Linked DNA regions of Homo sapiens: region 1 is linked to region 2. A link is an interaction called in ENCODE POLR2A ChIA-PET data of the cell type or tissue named here. Cell type or tissue: PC-9. All regions are shown on one strand.

The links. Peaks named below come from ENCODE experiments on the same cell type or tissue, not always from the same donor. Only the 100,000 strongest peaks of a DNase experiment are listed, where the experiment ranks them.
Region 1: POLR2A ChIA-PET joins it to region 2 with 8 read pairs; 8 of 35 experiments call an interaction of 5 or more read pairs at or near these places.

What each region holds. Positions count from the first base shown.
Region 1 is chr3:197,427,862-197,430,361 of GRCh38, forward strand. All of the region lies in intron 3 of LOC105374308 (a long non-coding RNA gene), which reads right to left. Among named protein-coding and RNA genes, the nearest start is that of LINC02012, 81 kb to the right of the region's middle. In PC-9, no CTCF peak of the experiment used is centred here; no DNase peak of the experiment used is centred here.
Region 2 is chr3:197,301,371-197,303,870 of GRCh38, forward strand. It overlaps DLG1-AS1 (DLG1 antisense RNA 1), which reads left to right. Exons shown (of 3, transcript NR_038289.1): 3 at 1,158-2,381. Among named protein-coding and RNA genes, the nearest start is that of DLG1, 4.0 kb to the left of the region's middle. In PC-9, no CTCF peak of the experiment used is centred here; a DNase peak (open chromatin) is centred at 1,521; H3K27ac peaks cover 1,524 bases.

The DNA of each region.
Region 1 (2,500 bases), 130 kb after region 2:
TGGCTGTCGGTGACTTGTGCAGGAATTTAGTTCTGTCGCCATCTCACCGCAAGAAAGAATGTCCTAACTGTCCAGCAGATGCTGGTTGTCCCCACTCGGAGACAATGATGGACTGGGTAATTCTGTAATTGGGCTAGACCTGCTGCCGACCCACTCTCTGGGCCCCATGGCTCAATGTTGGCTAAGGGAGTAGTGGATTCTGCTTCCACCTTAGTGAGGGCCAAAGATGCTGGAGAAGGAGGTAGGTACCAAGAATCATAGAACAAAGGTGCTTATTAGACAAGGAAGAGATTGCTCCACGTGACTCCAGTGGGCTTGGAATGGGCCTGGGTGGCAGCTGAAATGTGACAGATGCCAGGCAAGCTTTCCAGCTTCACAGAGATCTGACTTAGCCTTCCAGCTGATGCACACGCAGGGGAAGCCAGGGCTGTGGCAGGAAAAGGGGCGTTCCCAGGGTGTGGCAACTAGTGCGGCTTGGGGACAGGGCTGTTCACAGCTATGCTGCTTGAGAGAGCAGGGCTCACTGAGCAAGGAGAAGGGCGGTGGCTACAACCAGCCACATTGAAAAGACGCTTGCTTCTCCTAAATCACAAACTTTCCCTCAACACTGGCGGGAAGCTGTTTATATTTCCCAGCAAAAGACTGAGCAGAGTTTAAGATGAACAACAGATTGCAAACTTTCCTTCTCTTTGAGTGGTGATGGAGGTGGGAGGGGATAGAGACGTGTGGAAACACACAGAGATACAGCCATGATGAATCAGTTTGTCTGCGAAGTATTTGACCACACACATTAAACAAATTGGAAATTAGCAGTCAGCTCTAACATCTCTTTATACCCAAGTGACAAAACTCAGACAATTAAGCTTCTGTTTCTCTGACGTTTTAACAGCAGGAAATAAAAATCTAGCAATAATAGACAGCAAATTCCTTCTTTTGTCTGGAGGGCAGGGGAATGGGGAATAAAAATATATCTTGTACCTTCATCATTTAATAGATTTTAGTGGAATTACCAGGCCAGAAAGTATCCTATTACATGGAAAGAAACAGACTGGGTTTCCAGTTTATTACTAACTTAGGGATCGCTGCATGATTTGAGCTGATGTTTTCTTTTTCTTTTTTCTTTCTCCTTTTTTAATGAAAACGAAAGTCCTTTGTGTGCAGTCTCTCTGAACTTTCAGAACAATGTAAGAACTTTAAGAACAATGTTCTTAAGTCACACGATTCCTTCGGGGACACACGAAGCGCACTTCTAAACCCATAATCCTGGGCTATAAAAAGGATCTGGGGCGGGTGATCAAAGGTGAACTGCCCATTTACAACCTCTCTTTCAAGCCCCCTTCCCATCTCCCTGACAGTTTTATAGAAGTCCTTCTCTTTTGCTCCAACCCAGATCAAAGACTTGGATAGAGGGGTCTCCCCACCCTCCTGCCTGGCATGGAAGGAAGGGATTACCCCCGAAATTAGAAACCCCAGTGCAGTGGGCTTACCCTCCTACCTGGGGGATAGGGGGTGAGACCTGGAGCCTCTCTTGTCAATAGGAACAGACCAGGACAAAGATGGGATAAACTCAGGGTGCCCCGCTCTGTTCTGGCAGCAGAGGAGACAAACTTGCTCTCTCTTCCCTTCAGCCTTCAAAAGAGAAATTCTCTGATCTTCTGTGCACAGGTTTTAGTTAACATCTACAAGTTGCTAGGATCATGTTTATGTTATCAGTAAACCTTCCCTTCCCTCCCACCCAAGTAATAGTCCCCATCCAGAGCATCAGAAGCTCCCCCTAAACTCTGAGTCTGAGATATCGGGGAGCTGAGGGAGGCGGGAAGAAGCTGCAAGGTGTGTGGCATCAATTCAGGTCACAGCCTCATCCATTTGTTCATTTGTTCTCAATACGACTCCCTACTTTTGCCTGGACATGCTGGGATCTGCTTAGGACTTGGGGGTGAAGGTACATTTCCTGGGAATACTTATTCGAGGGCTGGAAGTGCCTCAGTCCCCAGAGACTCCCCACCTAGTCCTGAAAGGAGACACCAAGAGTTAGGTAGGAGCAGGAGCACCAGGAAGCCGCCATTACTCTGAGACTCTCCAGGCCTACTTCCCTCTTCTATTCAGCATGGACCCAGCACACTAGTTAGTGCAGACCCTCCATGACAGGGTGTTCACAGAGATGAAACACACAAGCTCTCCAAATCCTGGCATCTTCTCCTTTGAAGGGACTTGAAAAATTATCTAAGACTCTCCCACTGTGGTATAAAAGAATCTTAAACAGAGAAGCAGCACAATCCCAGTTCACCCAGAGTCACCTGCTCAAGCCACATCCTGAAGCCAGATACCCTGACTCAGCAGGACCTCTGCGGCCAGGCGCGGTAGCTCATGCCTGTAATCCCAGCACTTTGGGAGCCCAAGGCAAGCAGATCACGAGGTCAGGAGAACAAAACTTTCCTGGCCAACACGGTGAAACCCCATCTCTACTAAAAATACACAAAAAAATTAGTGAGGTGTGGTG
Region 2 (2,500 bases):
CTTCTTGCTACATCTTCCCATGGTGCAAGGGACTAACAAGCTCTATCTGGCATCTTTTATAAAGGCTCTAATCCCATTTAGAAGAGCTCCACTTTCAAGACCTAATCACCTCCCAAAAGCCTCATCTCTTAATATGATCACTTTGAAGGTGAAGATTTCAACGTATTAATTTAAGAAGGACACAAACATTCAGACCATAGCATACTCCATAATATCCGATCAGTTACTTAGATCAGCCTCAAGGATATGAATACCAGAAAGTAAGACTCACTGGAGGCCATCTTCTTGGAGCTGGCTACCACATCATCACAACATACAAAGCAATGACATCTGGATTTTTCTTTTCTTTTTTTTTTTTTTTAGACCGAGTCTTGCTCTGTTGCCAGGCTGGAGTGCAGTGGTACGATCTCGGCTCACTGCAACCTCTGCCTCCCGGGTTCAAGCTATTCTCCTGCCTCAGCCTCCTGGGTTGTTGGGACTACAGGCATGTGCCACCACGCCCAGCTAATTTTTTGTATTTTAGTAGTGACGGGGTTTCACCATGTTGGCCAGGATGGTCTCGATCTCCTGACCTCGTGATCCACCCGCCTCAGCCTCCCAAAGTGCTGGGATTACAGGTGTGAGCCACTGCACCCAGCCCTGACATCTGGATTTTTCTAAGCAACTTTTATTTCCTCAAAGTTTTCCTTACTTTGTGCAGTGAGCAGCTGCCATTGAATAGGACACAATATTGGATCTAATTTTCCAACTTCCTCATTAAATATATATATATATACACACACACTATATCTATCTATCTATCTATCATCTATCTATCTATCTATCTATCTATCTATCTATCTATCTATCTATATCTGTCCTATCTGTCTGTCTATCGATAGTTAGATAGACGAATAGAAGAAGTTACTTCAACAAAATACTAGCAGGTAAAGCTGTTCACTTTCCAGCTCCAAGTTAACTTGCCTTTTGAAGAGCTTAAAAGGCTTCGGAGTCAAAGACCATGGGGAAAGGCTCAGATTTCCCATTCTTTTATTGAAATGTCAGAGAGTCAATGTCAAAGATACTGTCTCTAAGTTCCAACCCTTCCCTTCCCAACCATCCTGCCCAAGCCACCTTTGCAGCTTCACATCTCTGTCTTTGTCTTCTCCTCCATCTAGGCCCCAGCTTATAAATCTATGAAGGTGTCCAGGTCCTGCCAGACTCCGCTGCATCTTTTGCTTTCACTCCAGCAGGGTAGCAGCATGCTGCCTGTGCCAAGGCAATCACTAAAAGGAAAGGATTTAATGCTGTCAAAAAAGCTTATGCCAGCTTAGGCTGCAGGAAGAGGAACAGTGTCAAGTATGTTGAAAGTGGACATATTGGTCAGACCTCCATGAGAGCCTAGGGGGCATTGCTTAGCAGCACGCTTTTAAAGGAATCTGAACAAACCAGCATGTGGAAAGAAGAGAGTAACCACAGCAATCAGGAAACAACTGTACAATCTAGGGCCATTTCATTGGAAAAACAGAAGTCTCCAGGGAGCTGCAGTCATCAAACAGGCTTATTCTGTGTACCCAGTGGGCAAGTACAGTCAATGGATGAAAATTCAACCAATGGACAAACACAGGAAGTTTTTCCTTAACATGAGTTGTCAGAAACTGTCCAAAATTCCAAAGAGCTGCCTCAAGGTAGTGGAAATTTTTTTTTTTTTTTAATCAGGAAGGTGCTGAATGAAGCCAGCAAGGATTCTGTGTCAGAGGGTGGTAGATACCCAGGACATAAGGTTGAACCACGTGACCTCTGAGACCACAGTTCTAAGCTGTTGAAACCTCAGTCCCTGCTGAATACTGAAATGGTATTAGCACCCTTTAGTCTACATCAAGAATTCGTTCTACCCAGTTTTGGTGGTACCAAGACTGATCTCTTTCTCATAGATAATTCTTAACAGAATAAAAGCTACAGGTTGAAACCAATTCCCTTTAAAATGTGGACAGTTGACCATCTCCATGATAGGTAGTTAGGCACTGAATTAATGCTTTTTAATGGAAGAGCCACCCTAAGATTCCTGGAGTGTGGTATAATGGAGTACTAAATCAGCATAGGACTAATAACTGCCTCCCGTGTAAACTGGTCTATCCGGAGAGTGGTATAGCCTCTCATACAGTGTTCAAAGGCAGATTTAACTCACTGCAGGTCCACAGCAACCGATAAGATAAACTCGTTGGTTATGGTCTCCCACTTTGCAAAGGAGAGCACAGAGGAAGAGGAAACTGAGATAACTTGGTTTAGGACCCCACAGCTGGCTGGAGCTGGGCTGAACATTAGTTCATTGTTTCTTCGATTAATCTATGCTGCTTTTTCTCTACTTGGCTCCTTTTCTAAATTAAACAAAACAAAACAAAAAACACTGGGCACAGAGTGGTGTATATGTGTGTGAGAGAGAGACAGAGATAGAGAAAGACTAAGCGAAAGAGAAAAGAGAGAGGCTGAGTGAGATTCAGATAAAATAAGGCACAAGTCA